Linked DNA regions of Homo sapiens: regions 1 and 3 are each linked to region 2. The links are chromatin loops, found by intact Hi-C in ENCODE. Cell type or tissue: heart right ventricle. All regions are shown on one strand. Links, peaks and the distances in the headings refer to the core of each region. The heading gives the core; the rest is flanking DNA.

Region 1 (6,012 bases), core at 533-5,532, 250 kb before region 2:
GAATTTTATTTTTTATTTTTCTAAGAATTAAAGCAAACAATCTATTTTGAAGTAACTCAGATATGTTTCATTTGTTACATCTAGTTATCTTGAAACACAGTAACCTTGGCTGGGTGGGGTGGCTCAGGCCTGTAATCCCAGCACTTTGGGAGGCCGAGGTGGGTGGATCACCTGAGGTCAGCAGTTTGAGCCCAGCCTGGCCAAAATGGTGAAACGCTGTCTCTACTAAAAATACAAAAATTAGCCGGCCATGGTGGCGGATGCCTGTAATCCCAGCTACTCCGGAGGCTGAGGCAGGAGAATTGCTTGAACCCGGGAGGTGGAGGTTGCAGTGAGCCGAGATCGTGCCATTGCACCACTCCAGCCTGGGTGACAGAGCCAGACTTTGTCTCAGAAAAAAAAAAAAAAAAAAAAAAAGTAACTTTGGTATAATGGTTGAAGAAAAAGGAGAAGCAATGTAAGCATAAATGCCTGAACATTTTACTCTTTTATCAATAAACATTACTAGAATGCGATGCATTTGAATCCATGCTTTTTTCCAAGGAAAACCTTCATTCTATCTTCTGCTTCCTGATATCGAAGCTGGATCTTATTACAAGGGTAGGATGCACCATGGAAAGCATGCCTAATTTTTTTGTTCGTTAGTCTTTTTGAGATGGAGTTTCACTCTTGTTGCCCAGGCTGGAGTGCAATGGTGCGATCCCCGCTCACTGCAAACTCCGTCTCCTGGGTTTAAGCAATTCTCCTGCCTCAGCCTCCCGAGTAGCTGGGATTACACGCATGTACCACCATGTCCTGCTAATTTTGTATTTTTAGTAGAGATGGGGTTTCCCCATGTTGGTCAGGCTGGTCTCGAACTCCTGACCTCAGGTGATCCGCCCACCTCGGCCTCCCATAGTGCTGGGATTACAGGTGTGAGCCATCACACCCAGCCCATGCCTAAACTTTTTAAACTACAGAAGGAAAGCTGATCTTCATCAGTTAGATCTCTGCATTATGCAGACTGACCACTGTGTTATTATATATAACATGGTGAAAAACACTGTTACATATGGCTTGTTGATAGCCCCACCTCAGTAATTTAGTTAAGCTTTAGATAGTCTGTTAACCACAAAGGCAGCATTTGATGTCAGGTCAAAAATCAGATCCAACTATGATTTTGTGGTTGATAGTTCAGAGAATGCTCTACAACAAAGGAATTGAGAATGCAGTGTGACGATATCTTTCTAACATTTAATTCAGGGAAAATGTCATCGCCAGCACAGCTTAACATTAACTGGGCATTTTAAATTTTTATCTGCTCACCTGGCAAATCTAATTACAGCACTGGTAAAATTACACCCTGGAATAGAAAAACTGTAGCCTAAGTCACATGGTGAAGGACAGGTATGTGTGAGAGAGAAAGGGGAAAGAATGAGCTTTAGAATTATTCTGATTTGGGCTTGATTTCTGACCCTCTACTTGATCATGTGACCTTGGGCAGTGTGTCTGAGCAGTTCCTCCAGGCTTGCTTTCCCCCTCCCATCTGTAAAATGGGCGTCTATTTTACAGATGGGAGAAAGATATCTCCTCTGGTTATTTAAGATGAAGTGTTAACTCAGTGCAGTGCAGTTCTGAGTCATATTGGAGTCTGACGCAAAAGGAAAAATCGGTAATACTGAACTCGTATTTATATAAAATTTTGACTTTTTTCAATTTTATTTATTTTTGAGACAAGATCTGGCTCTATCACCCAGGCTGGGGTGCAGTGGCACGATTTCGGCTGACTACAGCCTCAACCTCCCAGGCTCAAGTGATCCTCCCCCAGCATCCTGAGTAGCTGGGATCATACGCGCACATCACCACACCCAGCTAAATTTTGTGTTTTTTTTTGTAGAGACGGGGTTTCACCATGTTGCCCAGGCCGATCTCAAACTCCTACACTCAAGCAATTCACTCACCTCAGCCTCCCATAGTGCTGGGATTACAGGTGTGAGCTACTGTGCTGGGGTGACATTTTTTTAATCATGGGAAAAAATTGCGTGAAGTTGGATTTTTTCAAAAGACTGCATTGAAATATTATTTATCTTGTCAACCACGTTTTCGGGTGCGCTCTTAAAATTTGCACTTCGGCAGGTACCTCACTCATTTAACCCTAAGCCTGGCCTTGGCACTCAATGACTGTTAAATATTAATATTTAATGTTTGTATTTAATTTAATTAATATTTAAATGAAACAATGTTAAATGTTATTAACCCTCTTATATTCCATTTCCTTGTAGTATCCCATTAGAAACAATAAGGACAACAAACATTTATAAGGGCTCACTTTGTCCCAGGCACTGTGCTAAGCTCCTGAAGTACATCATTTTGTTGAATCCTTAAAATTTTAGGAGATTGTTACGATTATTTCCACTTTATAAAAAGTGACATTTTTAAAAATTTAAGCTACTTCCCCTAGAAGACATAGCTAGTAAATGGAGTTGATGGGCATTAGAAATTAAGTTTTGTTTGCTTTTTTCTGCAGGGCTGCTGAAACTTGTTTGTACACCTCGTGTTGAATTAAAGTATGAATTCAGACTCAGCAACTCCTGCCTGCATTAACCCAGATAGGCCTCTAGGTGTCCTCATTGACCAAGCTCCAGAATTCTAGGCCAGAGAAAAACTACTTTTAGAAAAGGGTTTCTCAAATAGTTGTGTGACATGGAAGTGCACATTTATGAGAAATATAGCAGCGTTGAGTGTCCGTGTGAGATGGTGATCATGACTCTAAAATAAAATAAATCTGCTTGCTTATGTGATTTTCTCTATGAATATTCAGCTCCTTGGCTACAGGTTGATCGCTGGATTTTAATACAGTCCTAAAGGACTGAGATTTTGATTGGCTGCAAATAGATTTGATGGATGGATGGATTCTTGACCAATGTTATGTAGATGTGATGGAACCCAAATGTTTGTTTTAAGAACCTTTAAAACTGTGCCCACTTAGTCCAAATTGTAACAGATTTCTAAATAAATAAAAAGAAGAAAGAAAAGGTTTTCTCAGGCGTTTTTCAGGTTTCTCAGGTTTTCTCAAGAGTTTGAGTTTTCTTAAACTCTTTCAGGGGAGTTTCTATATATTCTGTGCATGATTACAGACCAAACTGGGCCTGTCCTAGAAGGTTTTCAGTCTGAAGAAAGCTCTGGGATCAAGCAGGGCCAACTTCTCTGTGGATGGGAAGGATATGACACCCATTTGCTCAGCCTACAATCTCCAAGGGTGTGGGGTTTCTCAAACATCTATTATTGTGCTACTTACTCCTGAGCAGGGGCCTGGCAACTAGGTTTCCTGGGTGTCTTGAATCTACAGGACATGTCCTGTTTTAATGATTTTGCTTGGTGTCCTGTATGGATTTTTTTTCCAGGATGCCTTAAATGTCCTATATTCAGCTTTTTAAAAAATTAAGTTACAAAAATTTGGTGGTTAGAGCTATTTTTCAAATTTAATTGGCCTCCGGTATTTGCATTTGTTAAATCTGACCGTCCTACTGGCTGGCTTGTTTGCATTCATATGAACATAGAAAAGGTAGGGACCTGTCTTTGAGCCAGCAGCAGGGCTGTCCTAGGACAAGCCTCAAGTGCTTGTCCTAGTCCTGACTAAGCAGAAGAGCTGTAGCTGAACTGTTAGGAAAATGCCTTAATCAGTTTGATTCCTCAGGTTAGACCTGTGTGAAACCTCCCTGCACAGTGGACTCCAGAGTGGAACAAATTCATGCTTTACAAAGTTTCTGTCTTATACATTTGTGAATTGGAATCCAGGCCTGTGTACCTTCTAGCTATGTAACTTGGGCAAACTACTTAACCTTCTTGAGCTTCTGTTTGGAATTAATAATTGCAAACTTGCTGTGAGGATTAAACAAGAAAAAAGTGGCCGGGCATGGTGGCTCACACCTGTAATCACAGCACTTTGGGAGGTCAAGGTGGGAGGATCACTTGAGGTCAGGAGTTCGAGACAAGCCTGGCCAACATGATGAGACCCCGTCACTACTAAAAATACAAAAATTAGCCAGGTATGGTGGTGCATGTATGTAATTCCAGCTACTCGGGAAGCTGAAGTGGAAGTATCACTTGAACCCAGGAGGCAGAGGTTGCAGTGAGCCAAGATTGTGCCACTGCACTCCAGCCTGGGCAACAGAGCAAGCCTCTGTCTCAAAAAATAAATAAATAAAAATAAAATAAAACTAAATAAATAAATAAGAAAAAAGTGTTCCCAGTACCTACAGCAGTGCCTGAGACGTGAATCAGCCCTCAACAATGATGAGTTAGTTTAGTATTGTCATTTCAGTGGCTAAACTAAGGCAGTGCAAATCCTCCAAACATCATCTTAATATTCAACAACATCTTCTGACTTTTCTCCCTCAGGAAATAGTTTATATCATGAAATACCTTCTAGAGACTTGATGTTATGCTGAGCTGGTTAGGTGCATTATCTTGTTCAGCCCACACAATATCCTTGTGAGATATGTACTAGAGAGGAAACTGAGGCCCAGGGAGGTCAGGAAACTTCCCATAGTTCATATAAGCAGCCAGTAGAAAGGCCAGGAAATATTCCAAGCACAGCAGTCTGTCTCCAGGTCTGCATGACTTCAAAGCCTACACATTTAACCACTATTTTATAAAGATGGGGATGTCTGCTTAGACACCCACTATCAGATCCCTGAAAGGCTTCTTCCATCATAATTGAAGGGCTACTGGAAATGCCCTTCCCAGTCTTGGACTGTCAGTATTCTTGATGATATATTTCTCATCATTGCTTTCCAATCCTTAATCTTTCCTTTTTTCTTTTTAGAGACAGGGTTTTACTTTGTCACCGAGGCTGACGTGCAGTGGTGTGATCATAGCTCACTGTAACCTTGAATCCCTGGGCTCCGGTGATCTTCCCATTTCAGCCTCCAGAGTATTTTGGACTACAGGGGCATGCCACCACTCCCAACTCCTTTTTATTGTTTTGTAGAGACAGGATCTTGCTATAGTGCCCAGGCTGGTCTCAAACTCCTGGCCTAAAGCGATCTTCCTGCCTTGGCCTCCCAGAGTGTTGGAATTACAGGCTTGGGCCACTGTACCCAGCCCTGATCTTCTTATGAAGCCATTTTCTTCTGAAAATGAGGAGGGTCACATAGAGAATGGTTTCTCTGGTGAAGTTATGTGTGTGTTGGGAAGAAGAGGCCAGGTGCTGTGATGCTCATCTAGTTAACTACATCTCCTGTCTTCCAAGTACATTCCTTAAACAAACACCACTGCTCCTTTCCTCCAGCCTGTCTGCACAGGTAATTCCAGCCCAGTCAGTGTTAATGGGCCCTGCATCAGGAATATCTTCAAGCCATGCCCTGATCAGGAGTGTTGCAATTGCACAGCTTGAAAATCCACCAGCTGCAGGCTGCCCTAGGCTGTCTTTTCTTCCCCTGGTTATTTTCACCCTGCTAGTCTGATTTCCAACCTTCCCTTTGACCTTCCCTCTTTCTTCCTCCACAGGCCTACTTTAGTTGCTTCTTCCCTTCCCTTTTCATTTTCATTGATTTCCATTTAAGAGAGGTGGTTGTTGAGCAATTGCTGTTTTCTTTTTTTGGTTTTATTTTGTTTTTGAGATGGGGATTTGCTCTGTCACTCAGGCTGGAGTGCAGAGGCATGATCATGGCTTACTGCATCCCTGACCTCTTAGGCTCAAATGATCTCCCACTTCAGCCTCCCAAATAGCTGAAACTACAGGTGTGCACCACCATACCTGGCTCATTTTTTATTTTTTTGTATAGACGGGGTCTCACTATGTTGCCCAGGCTGGGCTCAAACTTCTGGGCTCAAGCAGTTTTCCTATGTTGGCCTCCCCAAGTGCTGGAATTACAGGCATGAGCCACTGCACCTGGTGAGCAATTGCATTTTTATAATGTCATGGTTAATAAAGAACATGATGGCCAGGTGTGGTGGCTCATGCCTGTAATCCCAGCACTTTGGGAGGCTGAGGTAGGCAGGTCACGAGCTCAGGAGTTTGAGACCAGC
Region 2 (6,012 bases), core at 432-5,431:
GCATAGATGAAATGGGAAGGTGAAATCAGGGGAAAATTTGTTTCTAGAAAGGAATTTAGGAGCAAACCTGAAAACTCCCTTCTGAAGTGATGAAGAATCCTGAAGTCATGAGGCCTGAAAGGTTCTTTTCAATTAATAGTCTGTAATGCAATCATAAGCTCCTCCACATGCAACCAAGAGGCTGCTGCCTATCAAGTGTGGTTCAAGAGCCAAGTGCCCCCAAAGGCATCATCTTGCTAGTCTGAAAGTTCCGCCAATTGACGCTTTCTCCAGAAAGCCCTTGTTGAAAAGTAAAGCCGTCTCCACAGAACACTTAATCCAATAACCCACCAGCACTTGGAGAACATATTAGTTAAGAGAGAGCAGGACTGTGATGGAGCAGAACGTGGGACCTGTAAGTTTTGAGTGGAAAATGCTGTAAAACAGGAAAATGATATCATAAAAAGGACTCAGGGCTTGTTGCACTGCCTGGGCAGGCAGGGCTTGGTAGGGGGAGTGGGGGGTGGACAATAAACAAGGGCAGCTCTGCTGAGCTGGAGCCAGCAGCATTTGGAGATAGTTGCGTGGAGTCCTGGCAGGGGACCAGAGCCACCTTAGAGCAGGGATGGCGCCAGTGGGAGGAATTTCAAGCAGGGAAGAGTCGACGACTGGAGGGCTCACTCCCAAGTTGCACCTGGGGACCACTGCTTAGAGTGTGTTTTTTAGAGAGGCCAGTGAGAAACTCAGGTTTGAAGTCAGATTCTATCAACCTGGGGTAAAATCCCAGCTCTGCACTTACCCACCTTATAATCTTGGAGGAATTATTTAACCACCTTAAGGCTTGGCTTGGCATCTGTAAAATAGAGAGAAAAACACTTCCATCCTGAGGTTGTTCGTGAGGAATATATGCAGAGTGTCTAAAAGGCCAGTTCTTGGCTCACAGTGAGTTTTCAGGAAAGGGAGCCTGTAGTCATTCCACTACTCAGTCTCAGCAGAAAACTGGCATTGCTTGGTTCAGCACTTCTTTGTGCTGAATGTGTGAATGCAAAAGGGAAGAAGGCAGAGGTTACTAGCGGATTCCGGCTCAGTCTTTACCCTAGAGCTAGATGCCTGAACTTCTCTCTTTGAGTTGGAGAAGCAAATCCACTCGGCTGTTGAGACATTTCCAACAAGAATTCATTTCAATTGGAAACTCATACAACCAGGAGATTCCTAGGCATGGTCCCATTTCTCTGTGTGCACCACAGAAAGCTTACAATGACCCAGTAGAAGGAGTATTAGTGCATCATCTGTCCTCATAAGGCATCAGGAACACAATGAGCTACTTCCCAGTCACCTCTGGACTGCCAAGGGGTTGGCCAGATGGCATAGTGGCCACCAGCATTCACCCTCATTCTTCTAGCTGAGAAAAATCTCGATTTTTATACATTATCCACCCCTCCCTCACACAACCCAGGTGCTAACCTCCACTTCAGGGGAAAACCTAATTGGCATAAACCAATTGGCATGTGAGGGGACCTGGGACAGAAGCCAGTCCAACAGAGGGAATCTCAGGGCTATTGCTTGGAAATCTAGGATAAAGGTACCCTCTCTTCTCTGCATATAGAAAGCTCAGATGTGAGGACTAAACTGCCACAGCCATTCTTGGTACTAAAAAGGAAGAAAATCTGACAACAAAGCCCACATGTGGGGAAAGCAGAGTAGAGAGAATTCAGAGAACACTGGCAGCCTCTTCAACTGCACTTGAAGTTAGAACCCTTCAGGTTCTCAGTTACATGAGCCAATAAGCAGCTCTTATGGTTTAAGCTGGTCTGAAATGGGGTTTCTCCTGGTCATATGGGTTCTTCCACTTTCAGGATCCTCAGAACCCCCAGCAATGCCAACAAGAACTCCACCCTTTCCTCAAATGGCTCAGATTTCCTGACAACAAACACAATTTCCTAGTGCACAGAACAGACCCCTGGCTTGCTTCCCTCAGACTGTGAAGCAAAAGGACAAAGTAACAAAGGTTAACTTTCGTTGGTACCTTCCTCTCTGAGCCCATCTCTTGCTCCTGACTATTCCTCTCCTTCAGGACACTCGGGCCAATTTCAAGTTCCAAAAGCAGGTCCGATATCAGCTCTGAAATTCCACTAAGTCTCCAGATACTACTGGCACTCCTGTGCCTAAGAGTGAGTGTGTGAATGCAGGGGTAAGCGTGTGAATATCTGCGTGAGTGTAATGGATAAGTGTAAATGTAGGAATGCGTGTGTGAGTATGAGTATGAGGGTGAGCATGTCTGTGCATGAGCGAGTGTGAATATGTGTGTGAGTACGTGAGTGTATGTGAGTGTATGAACGTGTATGTAGTTTGCAAGACCTGTACAAGCTGTTTCTGGAAAAGTGCTCCACCTAGGGGCAGACTGTCAAACTGATGCCCTCTGATGGCACAGGCATGGCCCAGAAACGGCCATTGAGAGGAAGGAAGGAAAATAGAATATTTTACCTACGGGTTCAGCATCTTCTCTTAATAAAAGTAATGCCTGAAAGGTTATGGAACAAGGGAAAAAAAGAAATATATAAATAAATAAATAAATAAATATATATATATATATATATATATATATATATATATATATATATATATTTGAGACAGGGTCTTGCTCTGTTGCCCAGGCTGGAATCTGGAGGTATGATGACAGCTCATTGCAGCCTCTGACTCCTGGGCTCAAGGAATCCTCCCATCTCAGGTCTCAAGAACAATATTTTTAATTACAATGGAAAACACTACTTTAAACAAATTGAAGTTTGAAAATTTGTACCTGGCCTATAGAAGAGGGGCTGTAAGCCATAAGGGGTCAGCCAAGTGAAATCCATGAGTCCCATGGGCCGTATTCTCCTGTGGCAAACTAGAGATGGCATCCCTGATTGAAGTGGGGACACCGCCATTCAGCCCTGAATGGTGCCAAGTGATAATGATGGCCCAGTGGTGCCAAAACTCTGATTTAAAAACAAAACACATCAGAACAATTTATCCAGATTTGTACCTGAACTATCCTAATTTTCTACATGGTGGCTACTAATTCATATGGTATTCTAACTGTAAGTCACCAATTTGCAACTAATGCTGTCCATTCTCTGTTGTTTCTCAAAATTGAAGAAGGTTTAAGTTAGGACTCTTTTAAATTTTCATTGTCCTGAGAGTATTTACAAATATGACTCAACTCACAAAAATACAATTAACCACCCACACTTCAGTCTGAAGCAAGGTACACCTGGATGATTATAAATGTATCTAGGCAATACAATTTAAACCTGGGATAGAGAGGGAGAAGCTGACAGCATTGAGTTTCTGAGTTATGTTTTTCATCCTACAGGATATGAATCACCCCAGGCTCCATCCTTCAGCAGGGTAAATCTCTTTGTCAGAAGCATGAGGAATCAGAAATGTTCTGTCTCCCGACTTCATAAAAATATTTCACTAATGAACAAAGTCTCCAGTTCCAAAGCTGACCCTGATCTCCTGTCTAGGGAAACTTTTAAGAAGTTCATCGAATAAAGTAGTGAGTAATTTACAATATCCTGGATAACTGCCTAGGGACGTGGTTATAATATAATTCACATTGGGATTCCAGTTAATGATATAGCCTCCAATCTAGTTTCACCACGCACTTCTTAAAGTGGAAGATTTCCGAGGTCCTTGCTTTTGAACAATTATCTATATCAAATCAGAACAAACTCCTGACTGAGTGATTTTTAAGTTTTATTGTTCTGAAGCCCAATTGCAAAAATAAGTGGCTGAGTGTTCAGAAATACAGCAGGAATATTACCCACTTGCTAATCTAGCTAGAAATTGCATTTCTTTCTAGATGACAGTAAAAACAGGTAACATTTATTGAGTGCTCACTATGTGCCAAGCACTACTTTCAGCACTTTTCATCTATAAATTTATTAATGTGCTCAAAAACCCTAGGAGGTGGGTCCATTTATTATGCCCATTTATCAAATAAGGCAGAGAGGGATTAAGAAAATTATACAAGGTCTTCCAGTTGGTAGCTGGTAGAGCCAGGTTTGAACCCAGGAATTCTGGCCCCACAACCCAAGCTAACTGCTTTACAAGACTGAGATGCAGATTCAATAGACCTTTTGAATTAGAATAGAAGAAAGATAAACTGAGGACACTTGATGTCACAGGAAAAGGGTGCCTGGAAATCAACAGTTGTTACTGGAGTCAGACTATGTGGTGGACTGGTCAACTTTCAGAAGTCTGATTTTATTTTACTGATTGCTATTCTTTTGATAACCCTAAAGTTAGTGAGAGCAGAGGGGACCGAAAGTAGGTAGAAGCAGGAGGAAGAAGAGATAAAGGTGGAATATGGGCTGCTTCAAGTATCCAAGGGAAGTAAGACAGTCACTTGCTCAAAGTTCTTCCCTGTAGAGGCCAAAGAGAATTTCATTTGGCTGAGTTTCTGTTTAAAACACAAATGGCTGTATTGTAACATAATGCACATTTACAAAGCATTCATTCTTTCCTACCCATTAATTTACTTAGGTTATCTAAGAGATGCAGAACTTGAATGAGCGAAAAGACTAATTTCAAGTTTTACCATTGGAAAGGGTTAATTCGTCATGTTGAGTGCTAAAGCTGGGGCCTCTGAGTGGATGAATGGGCAGTCAGAGGAGACCTAAGAGAATTCCAATGAGAAGCTCCACTTTTTTTTTTTTTTTTTTTTTTTTTTTTTGAGACGAGAAGCTCCACTTTGTTCCCAGTTCCTTGAAGTTGGGTGGGAAGCTTCACACGCACCAGGCATGAAATCAAACCTTCTCTGTGGTTACCTATTATCACCGATGGGTCTCTGAGTTATCATGGTTTCCTCTTTTGTCCCACTGCTGTAGTCTATTCATACCTCTATTGCAGTAATTCCATTGTCTATGATAATGGTTCATTGCTATACTCTTGATACGCAGCACAGTGCCTAATGTATAGTAGGCATAAGAGTCAGGTTTGTTGAACGACGGGATTAAAGATGCTCAACTAGACTAACACATAAAACTAGTCATTAATATGGATGAAAGTAATCATTAGTATTTATTGAGCATGAATGAGCCAAGTGCTTACATGTATTATAACTTCATTTAATCTCTCAATGACTCTATAATGTAGGCATTATCCTGATTATCTCCATTTTACAGTTAAAGAAACGAGGCACAGAGTAGTGATTTCCTCAAGGTCACTTAGCCTGGACTTGACCCCAGGCCGTCTTGATGTTAGAGCCAGATCTATAAACCTTGAACTGTATCTCTCCCTTTATTTTACTGTCCTGACTGAATGCAATTAGGCACACTAAATGTTCTTACTAATTCTTCTCAAATACTTTCCCACTATAGTGCCTCTCTCAGAACGGTACCTGCCCATAGTCACAAATCACAGTAACCCCATTTCATAACCAGGCTCCCTCAAATGTCATTAAATCCTAGCAGTGGCTTTAAGATAGAAATAAATATGCAAGATGCTTGAATTAGCAAGGTTTCCCATTTTCCTCTTTCCCTAGCTTTAGAGTTTGACTTGATTGCCTCATTAATCTCAAGGGAATGTGACGCATTCACCACACGTCCAAAAGATGTGCAGCGTTTCACAAAGCAGCAGAATGAAGACAATACAACCCTGCATCTCCTATGCCGGGAGCTGCAGAGAAGTGCGGGCAAGAAGAAAATGGTGTAAACGGCTCCTACGTGTTTCTCAGAGATGTAAGAAAAAAGTGGAGAGAAATTTCTATTTGCTTATTTTCTTTTGTTTACATTAATGTCATTCCATGCCTTTGGGGATTTGGAACCTTCTGGAATTTCTCGATTCTGGGATGTTTTGTTGAATTTCATTTATTCTTACTAAGGATGATGCTGGCTTGGAGAAAAGACGTGCATATGGCATGTTCCTCAAAACACATATGTTCCCATCTCCAGAAGGAAACTAGAAAATATCATACAGCTGCATTTCATCTATAGGGAGAGAGTGCTTCTAGAGGAGAAAAGTGGTTGCAGGTAACAGATGCCTGCC
Region 3 (6,012 bases), core at 533-5,532, 260 kb before region 2:
CCAGTACACTCTATGATGCTCAAAATCACCTAATTTCTCAGATTGTATTCCTACCGTTAAACCACTCATGATTGTACATCTCCTTTTTATCATATTTAACAAGATAACAGCAACCTTGAGCATGTGCATACACACGCACAGAGTCAGAGTTCCCTTCCTTGACTTCACCTATTGGTTTCCCATGCCCAGATGTCTATTGTGTCCCTAATCATATCACTTTGTGCTATGTTACAATTACCTATCTGTGTGACGTAGTCCCTGACTAAGCTGTAAACTCCGAGGAGATGGAGCCTGTGTCTGAGACTGTGGTATTGCCACTGCTTAGCACATTATAGGTAATCAATAGACATTTAATAAGCACACAAACAACATGTGACAAACCAAGGAAATAAGAATGAATACGTGATGCGTTTGAACACACTTACATGGGCATGGCTGTGTTGGAGACAAGAGGAGAGTTTTTGATGGGGTGGACTGTGGTCCTTGGACATTAAGCAGTAAGGTGGGCTAGAATATGGAGACTTTAAGTATTCAGGCCTGGTGATCTAGAGAGTAAAGAACCATTTTTTTTCCAATTTAAAAATTGCAGTAAAATATGTGTTACATAAAATTTGCCATTTTAACCATTTTTAAATATACAATTCTGTACACTAATTACACTCACAATGTAATCCAACCATCACCACAATCTTTTTCCAAAACCTTTTCATCACCCCAGAGCAGTAACTCCCTATTCTCTCTCTTCCCTGAGTCCCTAGTAACCTCTAACCCACTTTTTGTCTCCATTAATTTGCTTTTTGTTTTTTTTTCCTTTGGAGACAGGGTTTTGCGCTGTCTCCCAGCCTGTACTGCAGTGGCACAATCACAGCTCACTGCAGCCTTGACCTCCTGGACTCAAGTGATCCTCCCACCTTAACCTCTCAAGTATCTGGGGCTACAGGAATGTGCCATCATGCCTGGCTAATTTTTAAAATTTTTTGCAGAGATGAGATCTCCCCTTGTTGCCCAGACTTGTCTTGAACTCTTGCACTAAAGCGATCCTTCCTCCTCAGCCTCCCAAAGTGCTAGGATTAAAGGTGTTTGCCACCATGCCTGGCTGAATTTGCCTATTTTAGATGTTTCATGTAAGTGAATCCTACAGCATTTGTTCTTCTGTATTTGTTTTATTTCATTTTGCAAAACATTGTCAAGGTTCATCTATGCTGTGGCATTTTTAAGTAGAAAAGTGATTTAGAGCCACCGACATCTTGGAAAGACAGTGTTGGAAGATGCATACGGGTGAGGTGTTGAGCACCTCATTCCAGTTGCTTCAGCACCTTGCTGGCTTGTTTACTATTGTAGAGAGCCTTTATTAATTTCTAGGGGCTGGAAACCTAAACATATTACAAGTGTGTCACCAAATTTTGATCAGTATCTACAGCTTACATTTGCTATGACTGAGGGCATGCATGGTTTATAGTGAAACCTGTTCGATGTTGATATCTGTTATAATGACATGGCAAAACATGGGATACAATTGCTGGGAGAATGGAGAGGAGTCATAAACATCAAATCAGAAAACAAGCCAAGAGAGGGATAACTGTGGCTGCTTTTAGAGGTGAGCATCATTGTGCTGCAGCAGTGGCCACGTGGTAATCATTTCTGGTTTGTCACAATGCATAGAGCTTTTGATACATTTTAGTGGTTGCCAAAAATGCTAGAATTGGAGAGCATGCTACATATACAAAAAGTTTAAGAACAAATATACCTAGAGTCATAACATGCTCATATTTCATTTGTAAAAAGTCAACTCTACATGCTAGAGACAGAGAGAGAGAAACAGAGAAAGACAGAGAGAAAGAAAAATAACTAAACTGTACAAGTGATCCTGGTTGCCATTTCACTCAGTGAGTTTATGTCCCAGAGTTGATGTGATCTGGGAAATACACATGGATTTTCATAGTTTCCATTGTGTGATGTTGCAGAAGAGCATGAGTCCAGGGTTTAAAAATATGTACTTTTCATACAACATGGTCATGAAAGAAAGTCTACTTCATCTGGGACTCAAATGAAGAATCAACGTATTCCAAAGTCAGTTGTGCTGGACTTAATGAAAGAGGGCATATCGCTCTTTAATGTAGCACATATCTAATAGATTTTCTGGCACAATTTTGACAAGACACAATTTTCATCTTATGGGCTGACTTTAGAACCTAACTTCTCCTCTGATTCTAGATTCATCTTCATTGTAGAAGACAATGGAAAAGCAACAGCATCCTTCAAGTTTTCTTGGATATAACCTGCAGTGCTATTGAGATTTAGGACTGGAAAATAGCAGAAACCAACTAGAGCTAGCTGAAGCATAAAGAAAAGAAGATACTGGTTGGGGGTATTTTATAAAAAACTGTATCTGTACATGCAGGTGTGAGGATGCAAAGGAAGCAATGACTGCCTTCCAAGAAGATCACAGACTTTCCTCTAAGTGAGTCTCGAGCTGTAACTGCATACGAATCACCTGGAGACCTTGTTAAACAGGCACATCATCATTCAATAGGTCTGGGATTATAGATCATGTAACAAGCCCCCAGGTGAGTTGATGCCACTGACCCTGACAGCAATTTGAGTAGCAAGATTCAAATGCAGCTATTTTGATAACCCAGTCTCTGAAACTTTCACTTCCCAATTTCAGATTTCCAAGAGGGGACATGATTGCCCCAGTTTGGGTCAGGCATCTACCACTCCTGGATCCATCCACGACATCCAGCGGTATCAGGTCAAGAAAGAGCAAAATCACTATCACCACCACTAGCACGTAATGAATGTTAACAACTGGCCTTTCCCTGGGCTATGCATCTCATACACATTATCTCCTTTAATCTGCAAGTTAACGCTTTGAAGTGAGGGGAGAAAACTGAGGTTTAGAGAAGCCCAGTTGTTAATGAGTGTAAAAGCTGGTCTTTGGCCACACGGCCTGACTCTAGAGCTCCTGTGTTCTACCAACTTCAAGATTTGGCCAGGAGAGTGGGATCCCTTGGGTTTGTGGGAAGCCAGTTCTAAGAGGAAGAGGAATCACTGTCACCTGGAGTTGGCCCCTAGATTGACTATATAGCCACTTTATTAGTATTTGTGAACAAAGGTGGGAACAAGTTAGGTTACTAAAATTTTATGATTTCCCCAATAAATAATACCCCTCTTTCCACCCAACTTCAGAAAAAGGACAGAGATGTCACATGGGAGTCCAAAGTATATATAGCATGAAGAGCAGCTAAAAGCAAGGTCTGTGGGACAGTTTAGAAGCCCACTCCTCGCCAGCATGCCCTGGGCCTTGTCTGTATTCCAGACCTGGTACGTCAGGATCTCCATGTTCCCAGGGTCCCCAGGTGAAGGGTTGGGGTTCACCGACACTACCTGGAATTTCACAAGCAGCTCCAGACAATGGCAGGGCTCTCTCAGCATTCTTGTTGGTAGGAACCACCAAGCTCAGTTAACCCCGGGGCTGGGGAGCTCACGAAAATGCGTCCTCTCTGCAGCCAGGCTGATTGAAAGAGGCAGAAGAGGATTCTCTGACAAGGGGAAGAGGCGGGGAGGGGCCAGAGAGAGCTCTGCGGTTCTCCTGCCTCACGCTGCATATTATTAAAGTATCACCTGGGAACGAAAAAAAATCAATAATTGGGTTCACCCTCATATAGTATTATTATTATTATTATTTATTTTGAGACAAGGTCTCACTCTGTCACCCAGGCTGGAGTGCAGTGGCACAATCATGGCTCACTACAGCCTCAACCTCCTGGTCTCAAGCTATCCTCCCACCTCGGCCTCTGGAGTAGCTGGGACTACAGGCATGCACCACCATGCCAGGCTAATTTTTTTTTTTTTTCAGAGATGGGGTTTTTCCATGTTGTCCAGGCTGGTCTCAAAGTTCTGGCCTCAAGCAATCCTCCCTCCTCAGCCTCCCAGAGTTCTGGGATTCCAGGTGTGAGCTACCACACCTGGCATGAATATTCTTATTTAGTTGGCACATCGTAGGGTGGGCCAATTACAATATGTTTTTAAAAAGTCTTCTTAGATGGATATAACATACACTGGTCTAGCTTCAGTCCCTCTGTGGAGACAGGAGTGGGGAGTCAGCGTGCCTTCTTAACAATTACTCTCCTACTTTACTGTGGCGTGAGGGAAAGGTATTAGAGCAGGGCTTCTCAGACTTTAATGTGCCTAAGCATCAGCTGAGGATCCTGTGCAGGTGAAGATTGTGATTTGGTAGTCCTGGCTGGGACCTGGAACACTGCCTTTCTAAGCAGCTCCCGGGGGTGCTTGCAGCTGGTCCTTGTACCACACTCTGAGCAGCAAGGAGCTACATCAGGGGTTCTCGGCATGCAGTAGAGTCACCAGAGACACCTGCTCATGTGCAGGGCCCCAGCATTCCTAGCTCAGAAATTCTGATCCTGTGGGTGTGGGGAAGGGGTCAGGAATCTTCATTTTTAACAGCCATTTCTGGGGCAGGTGATTGAGTGACTGGAGAGCTCCATGTTGACAAACACTGGGCTACAGAAGTATAATAAAACCTGAGAAATGCTATTACGAAAACAGGAAAAGAGAGAACATCTGATTAATACTCTGTTCTCAACAGTCAATATCCTGATCTAGTAGAGCTATCATTACTTCAATGTCATTATTCAGGGTAATTTTGAATAAGACTTTACCTCCCCGAGTCCTTCCCCTCAAGAATCTCTGCTGAGTAGAGATTTTTAAAACAACCAGAACATGTTAGTCTCTCTCGATAGAGAGAGAGAGAGAGATGAAAGAGAAATTTATTCTCTCAGCATTTTGGGGCCAGAAGTTCAAAATCAAGATGTGGGCAGGGTTGATCCCTTCTAGAAGCTAAAAAGAAAAACATGCTCCACGCCTCTCTTTCCTAGTTTTCGGTGGCTTCTGACAATCCTTGCATCCTTGGCTTGTGGATGTGTTACTCCAATAGCTGCATCCATAGTCAAATGACTCATTTTCTCTCTGTGTCTGTGTCTGTTAGTGCATAATTTTATTTCAGAATTCTAAATTGCCTTCAGATTTGGACAAATTTTCCTCTTCATTTGGTGTGTATTATAGTTGATTTGTGTCCCCACAAAAGATCTGTTGGATTCCTAACCCCGGTATCTCAGAATGTGACCTTATTTGGAAATTAGGTTTTTATAGATATAATCACATTAAAATGAAGTCATTAGGATGAGCCCTAAACCAATTAGGTTTTTTTTTTTTTTTTTTTTTTTGAGACTGAGTCTTGCTCTGTCACCCAGGCTGGAGTACAGTGGCACCATCTTGGCTCACTGCAACCTCAGCCTCCTGGGTTCAAGCGATTCTCCTGCCTCAGCCTCCTGAGTAGCTGGGACTACAAATGCATGCCACCACTCCTGGCTAATTTTTTGTAATTTTAGTAGAGACAAGGTTTCTCCATGTTGGCCAGGCTTGTCTCGATCTCCTGACCTCAGGTGATCCACCCGCCTTGGCCTCCCAAAGTGTTGGGATTACAGGCATGAGCCAGGTTGTATCTTTATATGGCTGTGTCTTTACAAAAAAAAAAAAAAAAAAAAAAAGAACACTGAGACCCACACAGGGAGACCACCATGTGAAGATGATGATAAAGATCGGGTGACGCTTCTACAAAAGCCAAAGAACACCAAAGATTGCCAGCAAAACACCAGGAGCTGGCACAGAGAAGCACGGAGCAGATTCTCCCTCACGTTTTCGGAAGAACCGACCCTGCCAATACTTTGATCTCAGACCCTAGAACTGTGAGATAATACATTTCTGTTGTTTAAGTCACCCAGTTTATGGTTCTTTGTTTACAGCCCTAGCAAACTAATGCAGTATGTATATACTACACAATTCCATAAGCACTTGCTGGAAAGGGAAGTAGGTTTTAAATTCTGTGTGGAACACATGTATAGATAACACATGGGCCCTGACTTCTAAGAGCTTGCAGCGTAGGAGAGAAGTCTACTAGGAAAGGAACTCACACACAGATCCCAGAAATCCTGA

What was found. Hi-C counts contacts between places; a loop is a spot of excess contacts. Peaks named below come from ENCODE experiments on the same cell type or tissue, not always from the same donor. Only the 100,000 strongest peaks of a DNase experiment are listed, where the experiment ranks them.
Region 1: it touches region 2 in a loop (5-fold over the local background); 93 of 110 quality-filtered maps call a loop at or near these places.
Region 3: a loop joins it to region 2, with 4 times the contacts of the local background. A loop is called at or near these places in 93 of 110 quality-filtered maps.

The regions. Positions count from the first base shown.
Region 1 is chr3:69,159,186-69,165,197 of GRCh38, forward strand. No RefSeq gene overlaps it. Among named protein-coding and RNA genes, the nearest start is that of LMOD3, 40 kb to the left of the region's middle. In heart right ventricle, for the core only: CTCF peaks have their summits at 2,596 and 2,799; no DNase peak of the experiment used is centred there.
Region 2 is chr3:69,408,171-69,414,182 of GRCh38, forward strand. It overlaps a transcript of FRMD4B not described here. Among named protein-coding and RNA genes, the nearest start is that of FRMD4B, 25 kb to the left of the region's middle. In heart right ventricle, for the core only: a CTCF peak has its summit at 2,365 (motif pointing left); a DNase peak (open chromatin) is centred at 2,361; H3K4me3 peaks cover 614 bases; H3K27ac peaks cover 1,501 bases.
Region 3 is chr3:69,151,380-69,157,391 of GRCh38, forward strand. No RefSeq gene overlaps it. Among named protein-coding and RNA genes, the nearest start is that of LMOD3, 32 kb to the left of the region's middle. In heart right ventricle, for the core only: no CTCF peak of the experiment used is centred there; no DNase peak of the experiment used is centred there; H3K27me3 peaks cover 311 bases.